Regions from separate parts of the Homo sapiens genome. Here region 2 is linked to region 1. A link is a contact called in ENCODE Hi-C data. All regions are on one chromosome and are shown on one strand. Each heading gives the region's core, a stretch centred on a gene start or an enhancer-like site at or near the end of the contact. The rest is flanking DNA. Distances are from core to core; before and after follow the strand shown. Region 1 overlaps SYT1 (synaptotagmin 1). Region 2 holds the start of PPP1R12A-AS2 (PPP1R12A antisense RNA 2).

Region 1 (6,505 bases), core at 1,931-4,430:
TACTGCAAGGTAATGCCATTTTGCTCATAGCTTCTGCTCACTGACTCTGCTCTCTCTCCCCAGATGATGATATGGCCTCCATGTCACTGAGTTGTTTTTTTTTTTAATTTTTTTTTTCAAACCAAGAGATGTGATGCTTAATGTTAATCAGAGGCATAAAAATTGTAAGTTTAAGATTTTCTGAAGTCATCCTGTACCTCTGGCTTATAAAAGTTCGGTGTTGCAGAAAGAATTCAGGTTTATAGGTTTGCTTATATGTCCAGTTCATAGGCAGCTGTGAGCCCCCACAAGGACTCTGGGGATCAAGGGAAGCTACTCTGATATATGCTACTATCCTATGTGGTGTTTACCCTGCTTCTGGTAAAATGTATTCTTTGCTAATTAAATTGGGAGCATAATTTTGCCATGTTTGGATAAGTGTGTTTGTGAGCATGTGTCAAATGTGTGGTCTCTGCATTTGTGTGGGTGGATGATATGTGTGTAGTGTAGACTGTGTGTGCATGTCTTTTTGTGTGTGCATGTGTATTTGTGTTTGTGTATGTTCATGCATGTGGGTATATATGTGTGTGGTCTTTTCTGTCTGACTCATAATTCAATTCATTTATATCTTTTTCCCATCTTGTGAATAATTACTTTGTTCTTTTGTAATTTTTTTCACTCTATCTAGGGCACTAACTTTCCTCTTCCCTTCCCCCCCGTAATTTTTAATCTTTTAAAATTTGCTGCTCATTACCAATTAAGCTATAAGATAGTGAAAAGAAGGAAAACTTCAAACCAATTCACACAGTATCTTCTGTGCGCATAAGTGCACAAAAAATAATGATAAAATGAGAAATTGTATCATTTTGACTTTCCTATAGATCTCAACAAATAGTGGGAGCACATTTTGGTCAGATTTCATTAAGAATTTGTGAAGTGATTATGATGGGTTTCAAGATAATATAATAAATATTCAAAATCATCCTTGACTTTTTTTTTCCTCAAGATTTTTTTATTTTCCTCTTTATCATCTTGCCTGCAGTGACTGCTAACTGTTGTTACTGGGATAGATTATTTTTCAGTAGAGAGGAAGAAAATGAGAATATCAGCTTTATTTGATATTCAAATGTATGGCCAGATTTGAGATAAGCAGACAAGAAAGCATCCTCTGATATGCATGGCACCTTTGTGCCCCTCTCCTCCCCTCCCCTCCACTCCTCTCTTTTGGGACAGAGTCTCGCTCAGTCGCCCAGGCTGGAATGCAGTGGCACACTAAAGGCTCACTGCAGCCTATATCCTTCACCTCCCGGACTCAAGCGACCCTCCCACTTCAGCTTCCCTAGTATCTGGGACTACAGGTGTGTGCTATAATGCCGGCTATTTTTGTTGTTGTTTGTTTTTATTTTTGTGAAGACGGGTTTTCACCATGTTGCCCAGGCTGATCTCAAACTCCTGGGCTGAAGCGATTCACCCACCTCAGCCTCCCAAAGTGCTGGGATCACAGGCACAAGCCACTACGCTGGCCTCCCTTAAGTTTCTAATTGGAATGTGTGAAGAATGGTAGAGTGGCAGCGTGCAAACCCTTAGAGCCCTAGAAATGAGAAGGAAAGGTTTCCTTTTCTTTCTTTCTTTCTTTCTTTCTTTCTTTCTTTCTTTCTTTCTTTCTTTCTTTCTTTCTTTCTTTCTTTCTCTCTATTTTTTTGTCTAAAGAGTGGGGCTGAGGGAATAAGAGAAACTAAACTAATGCTACAGAGTACTGGAGCAGGAGAGAGAAGAGTAGATGGGGTGTGTTGTGTGTGTATGTGTGTGTGTGTGTGTTTGGGGTGCAGAATAGTTAGTTGTTATTGGAAGTGCTGGTGTAAATTAGCATAATCTGTTTCATAGACCAAAAAGAAAAATCATACCCCCCAACACACACACATTTATGGTGGGGTTTACTTTATTCAGGAATATCTTAATATGGTAATATGTAGGTGGTAGGTAAAATCCCTTAGTCTTCTCATTTCACATATTATATTATAAAAACATATAAAAGAGTTTGTTTATAAAATTCATTAGCTAAGGAGTAAGCAAAAGTTTTATCTTCACATATATAAAAGTGGAAATATTTTAGTAATAAGAAAAATAGACTTTGAAATTAGTGGAAAGAGAAACATTTAGAAACTGATTTCTAGTCTTCTACAAAACTATCTACCCCATCTCCACTGTGAATTATTCCTCTGAAATATTCATATTCTCAAAATAAATTTCTTTGCTGAAAGTAAACAATAGATATTATGTGAAATACTATGTGATAAGTGAAATCATTACACTCTTATTCACATCTTGGGCCAGGCTTTCTTCTTTCCTTCCTTCCTTACTCCCTCTTTCCTTTCTCCTTCAGTCTTTTCTTCCCTGTCTCTCTCATTCCTACATTCCCTGTCTTCTTCACTCCCTTTCTTCATTCCTCATTTCTTTAAACATTCTCTGAGTGTAGCACACAGCACTAACAGAAGGTCTGGTACTGTTGCATGGCTGAATAGATTCATCTACTTGTGCACTAAGCTTTATGCTCCAAGTGATGGACTGTTCTCCGGAATGGTAGGGATAAGGAGGGGGCTCATTTTGCTCATGTCCAGTAGAGAAGATGGATACTGAAGCAGAGGCATGTCCTAGGTGCTTTGAGAATACAGAAGAGAGGGAGAAACCAATCTCGCCTAGGAGGAGTTAGGTCAGGAAAAGTGAGGTCAGACTCCTGGGTCAAAGCTCTGATATTTGAAAGAAATGATACTTTTTGGAAGGGTGAGTGGGTTTGCTTTGGTGTTCCCAAGGGGGATAGAGGAGGGTAGTGTACCTGTTACTGTATTTGTTTTATTATTTTTCCCTATTGAATCCAACAACTTTTTTACTTATTTTCTTTACCCAATTCCCATTTCAGAGCCCTAAATTATTTCAGAGAATTTGATGCCATTGGGTTTTGGAAATACTGGTGATAAGGCAGAAATGTACTTATTACCCATTATAATATTATCTTATTTGTAATTCTATAAGGTTCTCCTTCCCCCTCCTCCACTTATGTGTAAATGAACATTATGCTTTGGTTTACAAGCAGACATAGGGACAGACTGCACAGTGGAATGTCTTTGAAAGGCAGAGATGCCACGGGCTGGGATCCTGGGAGGAGAGAGCAGGAAATAGCAGCTATGTAAGTATTTCCTACATAGTTTTCAGGGGCAGAGCAGCTGGGTCTCAAAAACATTATTATGCTTTTGCTACAGGCAACTATTTTCTGGGTAAACATAATCCCACAAACTCTTCAAGGGCATCAACAGACAAGTTCTCCAGCTGCCTTCTCCCCTGATAAAATAGAAGCATAAACTAGTAATGGTAGAAAAGAAGACATTTTTGCAAATGATGCTAACTTAACAAAGGGTCATATTTCAGCACAAGGAAATTCATACCCCATTTCTGATCTAAAGCCTCAAGATGGTCTCACAAAGATTAAGGTGAAATGCAAAATATAGTTATCAGTTTTGTGAGGTTAAAGGAGGTGGCATATGTGAAACTGCTATGTAAACCGTGACGTGCTCTGCAAACCCAAATGATATTACCATCATTTTTAATAAGTAGAAGTCAACCACAATTAGAAAGATAGAAGTAATCATTCTTGTCTTGGACAAGTCACTTAACTTCTCAGAGTCTTTGTTTCTTTATCTGTAAATGGTTTAATGATACCTACCTTACAGAGTTGTCAATATTATAGATAGCATGAAAGTTGCTAAGCACAGATCTTGGCAGATGGTAGGCATTCGATAAATGGTAGTTATTTTTATTATGATTATAAAAGAACATTTCTAACCATTCATCATTTTAGGAAAATCTCACAGAAGTGATTCTTTTAAATTGTACTAACAAAATAAGTACTTCCAATCCAAGCCATCTCACATTCCGTGTGTTCAAAAATATCAGAAAACACCTGTGACTTTATATTTCAAGTTTCAGTCACCATGGGGAATTTTTAAGAATGAAGTTTAAACTTTTAAAGAATAAGAAGTGCATTGGAATGTCTGAAAGAATAAAAGAAGCAGGAGAACAAAAAAGAATAACAGAGAAAACACAACCCTTTTATGGCAACAGCCTAGGACAAGTGGATGATTTTCAGAATGATAATAAGCACTCACCACCCCATGGCTCAGGGCTGCTCTAACTTCATGCACAGTGGGGAACCTTCTAGGCTTTTCAATATCAAATTGTACATGCAAGTTATTTGTAACAGAACATTGAAAAGTCAATGAAGGCAAACCTGGTAGGCAGCTACTGTCAGAAAACATCTGAATCAATAGGACACTCTCAGAATTGTCTTTCCCAAGCAAAACACAAAACTGTATTAACCAAAAGCATGACAGCACTGTGAAATTTCCTCACTGCAATAACTTAAAGCTACATAGACCTAGGGAAGCTGGCTTTAGTGCCTCACCCAACAGGTCAGAAAATAACAACAAAATGTCATTATGGATCATGTTATTGAGCAGCCTTGAGGGAGATGATAACTCTGATCAAAATGCAAAGTCATACACTTAAAATCTTTAATCATGCCTATAATGCAAGAACATTAAAATAAGCTAGCATAAGCTCATAAAAGGATTCTTTTTTAAAAAAATTATCTTTTTCTTCTCCTTCGCTTGTTCTATTACTAAGGCTTCTACAGAATGGTAGATTAAGCAGAAAAAAGTAGCAAGAATGAAAACATAAAAACATTTGTTTTCCACTGCTAAGAGATAAACTTCAAACACTTTAATTTAACCTTCATGATCTCATTACAGCTTCAACTTTAACCAATCATCCCATGTGCTTAACTAAATTCTTTACTAATTAAAATGGAAAACCAGCATGGAAGGAAGTCATGTAAGGCCAAGATGGAATGCCCTTTCCTTTGCAAAGCTTTTCAGGCACTGTTAAGCTATGTCTACCTGCTGGCATCCAAAGAACTTCTAATCTTCATACTATTATATTTTAATTAGTTAAAAATGCCCATCCATTCCAGTATAATATAAATTTTTCCAGGGTGGAGACTGTCCCATTCATTTTTGTGGCCCAGCACCATTCACAACATGTAGGGGAAGTGTGAGGTGACAGAGCAGCAGCCTTGTATCTAGAAGTCCTGTTCTCAAATGCCAACTCTGCCAGTTATTAACTGAGAAAGTCACTTAACCTTTCTGATCCTCTCCTTCCTCATTTGTAAAATGGTGATGATGTCTACTTTTCAGTGTGAGGATTAGAGGATAATGCTGTGTATTATAGGATATATAATATGTGTATATGAGCGTGTCTCTGGCATTGATAAATGCCAGCTAAAAAATTATTGGTTAGCACATAAGGAAAACTGCTGAAAATACTAAAAACTGTATAGATTATTTCCTTCTTATTGACTTAAGGTTCAGACACCAATTCTTGAACAAGAATATTCCATAATACGCTGATTAGAAGTTAAATGGTAGTAGTAGAAAACTTGATGGCTATAAATTTGCATTCTTATTTAGAATCAATGCTCCCTTCCCTATTATTCTATTTAATTTTAGAGAAATGGCAATTTTTAAATACCCTAACTTCACGAATCTTCTGAAGAACAGTCAATGTATCAAAACAGATAATCAAATGAAGACAGGCTAATTCCAGCCTGAGTAGTTAAAATGTGGCATATTTATAACTCATAAATCCTAAATTATCTTAAGCCCATCTATTTTTTTTTGCTGATTGCCTAAACTGAACTAGTTTTCCATGATTAATTTTAGGGCTTATGATATAAAAAGAGAGATGTTCTAAAAATCATGAACTCATTGCATTTCTATATTTGCATCTTATCTTTCCATCAAAGAATTGGCAAAAAGATTTCATTTTGGACAACTCCATTACTCAATAAATCATCAGATAAATGGATAAACAAAATGTGATATATACATACAATGGAATATTATTCAGCCTTAGGAAGAAAATTTTGACACATGCTACAATAAGGATAAACCTTGACAATATACAAAATAACCTAGTTACAAAAGGAAAAATACTGTTTAATTCCACTTATATGACGTAGTTAGAATAGTCAGTTTCATCAAGACTGAAGGTAAAATAGTGATGGCCAGGGGCTGCAGGGAGGGGGAATGGGGAGTTGCTGTTTAATATGTACGGAGTTTCACTTTGGGAAGATGAAAAAATTCTGAGGGTGGCTGATGCTGATGATCAAACAACAGTGTGAATGTACTTAATACCACTGAGCTGTATACTTTCAAATGGTTAAAATGGTAAATTTGATGTTATATATATTTTACCACAATTAAAAAAATGGCTAAAGATACAGCTCTTGAAAATAAAAGCTTTTTGTTACAGGGACGTAGGTTTTGTTTGGGGACGTGGATAACTTTTCTGAAAAAAAGTAAGGGAACAGAGAACTTTTAGTAAAGTTACTGCTATGATAGAGCTGGATAAACAAGTTGTCACTTTGGTTCAACCAGCATTGAGCACCTTCGCTGTGTCAGGTTCTGAGATAGGA
Region 2 (6,703 bases), core at 1,538-4,037, 630 kb before region 1:
TTACTGAGTGCCTTCCTCGAATCAAGCACATTTTATGTGCAGTGTCAGTTCTTAAGACAGCTTAAATATAATGTAATTGGGAGGCTGAGAGCAGGAGAATTGCTTGAACTCAGGAGGCGGAGGTTGCAGTGAGCTGAGATCCCGCCACTGCACTCCAGCCTGGCGACAGAGCGAGACTCCGCCTCAAAAAAAAAAAAAATGTAATTTTTGCTGATTTTATAGTACAGAAAGCTGAGTACCAGATAATGTAAACATGCCCAAGATCTCTCAGCTAGCTGACTATACCCTCTTTCCACTATATCCTGCAGCCCTTCCAGGAGAAAAGTCCTCTGATAAGTTACAAAGCATATGAATGTGAATACGTTTAATGTCCCAGCCTCCCTTACTCTCCTTAAAACTCAGAAAACAAACTAATGAATATGTAATTGAGAAACTTCAGGTGGCACACTGGGGTTGGTACTAGCTTAGGTAAACAGCCGCTCAGCCTTTTAGACCTATTCCCAACAAAAGCTTTTAATTTTCTAAGGATTTTTCCAGAGCTCTCGCCATACGTTTCCCACAACAGCCAGACCAAAGACCAAAACTGTCTTTCCCTGAGAAATATAGAGCATGTGAATCACTTTCTTCTGTTCCCAGTTCTGTGGCAGGCAAACACTGATTGCTCACTCATCATGTGCTACCTGGGCAAAACAGGAATATTAAGTAGGAAGAAAGGTTTATGTTAGGTAAGAGCGTGACTTAGGGCTCTCCTACTTTTTTACAAAATGGAGACCTGGCATTTGTAGCCTCCCACAATGATGTGCCCTGACATTACTTGGATATAGAAAGGTCAGTCTTAGGTGCGTCAGTGACAGCCCACCCCGCTCTGATCCAGAAATTTCAGATGACTTGCATCAGAGGATAAGCCTCTGGCATGTTAATAATGAAAAAATAGAGACAATCACTGCCCCAGCTCATCTCAAATTAGCATCAGTGCAGCGTTAGTACTTTGGTAGGGAGCTTTGCTGCTAAATTCATTCTCTGTAAAGAGGAGAGGCAGAGACAGGGTTAAGGGGAAAACTCCAAGACTGGAATCGCCAATACAATAAACTGTCGAACTGAGTTTTTTCTCCCGCAACCCTAAGATACTAGTAAGTCCTTCCTCTTAGCCAACCCTTTTCACCAGGGCACCGCAGTTTTCTTAGAAGGAGGGTGCTGGGTTTGTCTCAGGTCTTTCTATTCTCCTGCCCGCTGCCCTAGTACATCTGAAAAGGGAGCAGCGACTAGGAAAAGAGACACGTGGGTATTTTCCCATCCTGTCTAGTCATTCCCTGAATCATCACAAGTTATCGCACTTTTCCCCTTAGCCAGCAGCGTTCGAGACTTTCTCTCAAATAATACGGTCTTGTACTTAAAAGGAAGAGTGGTGGGAGAAGAGAGAGGCGGAGAAGACAAGCAAGAAGGGCGTGGAGTGCCGTTCCCGCCCCGGAGTCGGAGGCGCCGGGAGGCCGGACGCCGCGAAGCTGCTAGCCCAGGAATGTGCCGTCTAACTCGCAGGCCGCGGGCGGAGCGCGGCGGGCGCGCTGTGGTCTGCGGCGGGAGCGGGGCAGAGGACGGCTGGCGCAGGGCAGGCTGCAGCGGCGGGCCGGACGCGACGCCGCGCACCTGAGCGCCGGGGGCGGGGCGTCAGCGGCCACGACCCTTCCCACCGCGCGCCGCGCCCCTCGCGCGCCGCCTCGGCCTTTTCCGCTCGTGCTTCGGCGCCGCTCGGCTCCCTTCCCGCCCCTGGCTCCCTCCCTCCCTCCCTCCCTCCTTCTTCTCCCTCCCTCCTGTCCTGGGATTGCCTGGAGCTCCGCACCGCGAGTTTGCCGCGGCACTTTCCGCGCGGCGGAAGAGCGCGCGCCAGCTTCGGCACACCTGGGAGCCGGATCCCAGCCCTACGCCTCGTCCCCTACAAGCTCCTCCAAGGTAAGGCGCTCGCTCACACCCGGTCCTTTCCACGCTCGGCGGGACAGCTGGGTCCCCGCCTCCTCTGCGAACCGGCTAGGAGCTCCGCGCCTCGCCTTGGGAGTGGGGTTGTAGCTGACGGGGACCTCGGACCGGCGGTGGCTAGAGCGCGGAGCAGGCGATACGACGAGCCGACAGGTGGCGGGTCTAGCCCTAGTATCTCGACCGCCGCCGGCGCGGACCTTGGTGGGGATGGGGCGGGCGGGCCGACTTGGGGGTGGGGTCAGTCCTCTCTCCTCCCTTCTAGGGGCGGCGATCGTCGGGGTCCGTACTGTAGGTGCGTGGGAGAAACTTTGCAGGGTGGGGACCCGGCGGCTGCTGGCCGGTAGTGACTGGTGGGCGCGCTCGAGGACTCCAAGGGGCGCAGCCCGGGGGCAGACCCTTGGGTCGGGCGGGGATCTTACGCTTCCCTTACCCGCCCCCTTTTGTCTTTCACCTCAGCCCCGCCGGCTGCTGTGGGAGCGGCGGCCGTCCCTCTCCTGGAGGTCGTCTCCTGGCATCCTCGGGGCCGCAGGAAGGAAGAGGAGGCAGCGGCCGGAGCCCTGGTGGGCGGCCTGAGGTGAGAGCCCGACCGGCCCCTTTGGGAATATGGCGACCGGTGGCTACCGGACCAGCAGCGGCCTCGGCGGCAGCACCACAGACTTCCTGGAGGAGTGGAAGGCGAAACGCGAGAAGATGCGCGCCAAGCAGAACCCCCCGGGCCCGGCCCCCCCGGGAGGGGGCAGCAGCGACGCCGCTGGGAAGCCCCCCGCGGGGGCTCTGGGCACCCCGGCGGCCGCCGCTGCCAACGAGCTCAACAACAACCTCCCGGGCGGCGCGCCGGCCGCACCTGCCGTCCCCGGTCCCGGGGGCGTGAACTGCGCGGTCGGCTCCGCCATGCTGACGCGGGCGGCCCCCGGCCCGCGGCGGTCGGAGGACGAGCCCCCAGCCGCCTCTGCCTCGGCTGCACCGCCGCCCCAGCGTGACGAGGAGGAGCCGGACGGCGTCCCAGAGAAGGGCAAGAGCTCGGGCCCCAGTGCCAGGAAAGGCAAGGGGCAGATCGAGAAGAGGAAGCTGCGGGAGAAGCGGCGCTCCACCGGCGTGGTCAACATCCCTGCCGCAGAGGTGAGCCGGGCGGGGGCCGCAGCCGGACCGGGCCGGGGCGGGCAGCTGCCTCCCGGTGTCTTCCTCCTGGGAGCTACCCGGGGCGCAGAGTTTACCTCCCCTGGCTCGTACTTGTCCCTTCACCGAGTTAGGCAGGCAGGGGGTGATGGAGTTTTACTCTGAACAAATGCTTCCTGGGAAGTTCCCCAAACTCAGAGTAGGACACGTGCTTTTCAGGCTTCCTGGCCAGGTCTCAGATCCAGGATCCTTTTTTACCGTGGTAGAAAGACAACTTATGGCTCCAGGACTTGCCCACCTGGACTTGGCTGACTTGGCCACCTGGACTTGGCTGTTTATGCTTGATCAGTTAGAAAAATTGATTAATGGTGACGACATTCTCTAGGGTCTCACGTGCCCATGTGAAGTTACCAGTTTATTTCTCCTTTCTTACCAATGTTTAATAACATCTGTAAAGAAAATGTTGCCTTAGCAATATCCAAGACAGCTTTATCTTACAGTGAGCTCAAGATGAGTATATCCAAATGAATACGTGCACTATTTTATATATAAATCAGCTGTTTATAAGTTGTGCTCCTAAACACACAGTGTTTTTCTGAGTGATACTTAGGACAATAGGGATGATTTAGTAACCCACAATTCTGTTCGCTAAGACGATCTCTTTTTGAGTACTGTGTCTGAAAAACATGTGGTAGGGTTTTTGTTTGTTTTGGGTTGTTTGCAGTTTGGAGCATTTTCGAAACGTTACAGGTAGCAGCATCTTCCATTAGAGTGACTGGTAAAACATTTTTACTAAGTGTATAATCACACCTCCCTCTACCAGAAACAAGACAAAACAATCTCAAACAAGTTTTGATTACTTTGATAGTAGCTCATGGATTTGAGGAAGTGGTTCAACTACCTTGTTTCACCTAAAATAGTTGCATCTTTTTCTCATTGACTGTTTAGCTTTCACTTTTTCTTCTCCTGGCTTTCTAATTTTACTCAACTTTAATTGTGGTTTAAGTAGAAGCATTTGCAATAAGTTAGGGTGTATATTAAATATACCTAAATTTTTAGTATTATGATTTCCATACCTGTTAAATCATAGTGTGTCTTTGTAGGACGTATTTATATGAGCGTTTCAGAGATTTTTATCAGCCAGCAAAACTGTCCTCTGCGGTTTGCTACTTGCACAAAAGATCTGTTATTCATTAAATTGCTTTAGAAGGAATTCGTAAGAGTGGTAATCAAATTTCTAGGTGTTTTTTTTTTTTTTTTTTTTAGTTAAAAATATGAAGATTAAGGGGAAATTGAAGACAAGGCTTTGGAAAAGCTACATTCCTCAACTTGATTTTTAAAAGTAGCTGATGATCCAAATAAAAGAATTTGTCATTTTCAATCTTTTCCTCATTGTTCATCTGACAGCGGTCTTATTTTGGGAAATATCTTGGCAGATGTTAAACTTCACTTTTTTTCTGGCTGCATGTGCTAAAATTATTTTTCAAGTACTTTTTTTTTTTTTAAACAAGGGTAATGTTTACTGGGGGAAGTAAGTAGAGTGTATCTTGTGAGATCCTAAGAAACATCTTTTGTTAATACCCCTGCTTTGAGTAAGAGAACATAGTGCTGAGAATGTAGATGACTTCCCACTACAATGGAGTCTAATACTCTGGAATGTTTTTCGTTTGGGTGTTGGCAACTCCTAAATTTAATCTTCCCTGAAAACAAACAAACCAAGGGTACCTTTTTTTTTGTCTGTAGAGTTTGAACCTTTTTATTGAATAGGGAATTGAGGACTGCTTTCTTTTAGTGGTAACTATGTCTCTGTCCGTTTCAAGCTGCAGGACCCAACAAAACAGTAATGCTTCACTACAGTATCTAATTAACAGACATACTTCTTGAGCGCCTCCTCCTCATATTTTCTTATTTTTCAAAACAACTTATGTATTTCAGATTATTTTAATAGTGGTAAAATATATGATGCAAAACTTTAAAGCTGAGCCATTTTCATGTGTTTATATTGTTGCTTTTTTAGAATTGTGCCATTTCTCCTGGTAGTTTCAACATTGAGAATACCAGTTGCTGTGGAGTTTCTTGTGTAATATTTAATTTAGCACCCCTGTTTTAAAAAGTCATACATATTTTGCAAATTTTTCGGGTATGAAAATAAGTAAAAAGATGAAAATGACCAATCTCTTTATATTCAAAAGTAGACTTTATTTTATCTAATGTCGAGTAAGACTCTTATTTTCAGACATGATTCCCAACCAAGTCTGTATTAGTAGATTAACATGTAGTTCATATGTAGAGATCTGGTTTTAATGGTGGATAAACATTAAGTTCCTTCAAGGAAGTACTTATGAAACATCTGTGTGATACATTTATTGTGACTTTCATTACCTCACTTTACTAGTTATAGAGTGTATATATAATACTGTTATAAAGGTATCTGACAGCAGCTAAAGATACCAGAATTGACTAGAAGATAGTTATAGGCAAGGAACCAGGTCAAAAACCGAAACTAGCTATTTGGGAGGTAGGAAACTGGGTGGTTACTGCATGTGATGGCTGAAGTCGATCTATCCAGAGCTTCTTTAATGAGATAAAATTTACTAAGAGTTTTAAGAAAAATATCCTTTTTTCTAAATTTTTACATTTTCTATTTTTTGGTAGTAATTCACCTGAACTGGGTAATTTGGACGTGGCATACTTCTTGCCAGTAATTTTTGTGTGTGTTTATCAGATCAGTCAAATGTGTATTACATACCTGTTAAAGACACTATCCTTAAGCAGTGGAGAAAATAAGAACACGGCAGTGTATATTCTCAAGGAGCAAGGCTATAATCTAGGAAGAAGGATAAGGCATAATTACATGAAAAAATTTAAGTACTGAGTTAACAGTTTAAAAGCCATCTTAATGAAGCATGTAACTATTTATTGGAAATAGTGTGTGTTTAAAAGGGGGAGATGATTGGGCTGGGAGAAGCTATTGAGGATGAGAATCTTGACCTGAGTCTTAAACTTTTCAGTACTTGTATATTTTTACATATGTTCTCACATATGTACATGTATACATAATTGTTTGTATAGTATATTAAGTACCGACATGCAGTGGTTCTTAACTTGAGCAGCACATTGATAGCATGTTAGGATCTTTAAAAAAATGTTTGCTCATGCTAATTCAATTCCGTGCCCTCTTTGTCCCTTCACCCCACCCTGTAATATTGAATGGGTCTGGGATGGATCCCAGGCATTAATATTTTTATAAGTTCCCCATTTGATTCAAATGTGAGTCAGTGATAACAACTGTTGGACTGCAGTCTGGGTATAGAAATGAATAGGACATAAGCCTTGCCCACGAGGTGCTCTCAGGTAATATAAGGAAATGTGAAAAGTAGAGTAGTAAGTATAGCTTAGTGCCTGAGCAGGGTACCTAACCCAGGGAGGAGGAGTGATAGTTGAAGAAAGCTTCCTAGACAGTTACATACTTGTTTCCAGGGGGTTTGTGAAGTTACTGCCATTGAGTAGGGTTGTGTGAATGGGTTAATGGAGATGGGTGCCATAGAAAATGTAATCTTTGAATAGGTAGAGGTGGCACTGAAGTTTTGGTTTAAGTATAAAAGTTAACATATAC

What was found. Hi-C counts contacts between places; a loop is a spot of excess contacts on that map. Pooled maps may share reads with other maps.
Region 2: a map with no recorded cell type shows a loop between it and region 1 (5-fold over the local background). The contact joins the promoter of PPP1R12A-AS2 here to the enhancer-like site in region 1. A Hi-C loop is called at or near these places in 7 of 37 single-sample maps with no recorded cell type and 5 of 50 pooled maps.

The regions. Positions count from the first base shown.
Region 1 is chr12:79,060,091-79,066,595 of GRCh38, reverse strand. The region is part of intron 3 of SYT1 (synaptotagmin 1); the gene reads right to left. All of the region lies in intron 3 of LOC105369863 (a long non-coding RNA gene), which reads left to right. Among named protein-coding and RNA genes, the nearest start is that of SYT1, 200 kb to the right of the region's middle. Within about 2 kb of position 3,180, at least 2 of the 41 ENCODE cell types and tissues checked have a DNase peak (open chromatin) inside an H3K27ac peak, as active enhancers do.
Region 2 is chr12:79,686,116-79,692,818 of GRCh38, reverse strand. It overlaps PPP1R12A-AS2 (PPP1R12A antisense RNA 2), which reads right to left and starts at 2,787. Exons shown (of 7, transcript NR_187531.1): 1 at 2,423-2,787. PAWR (pro-apoptotic WT1 regulator) reads left to right here and starts at 1,855. Exons shown (of 7, transcript NM_002583.4): 1 at 1,855-1,947; 2 at 2,428-3,090. The coding sequence starts at 2,575. RefSeq lists silencers at 1,558-1,857, 2,628-3,147.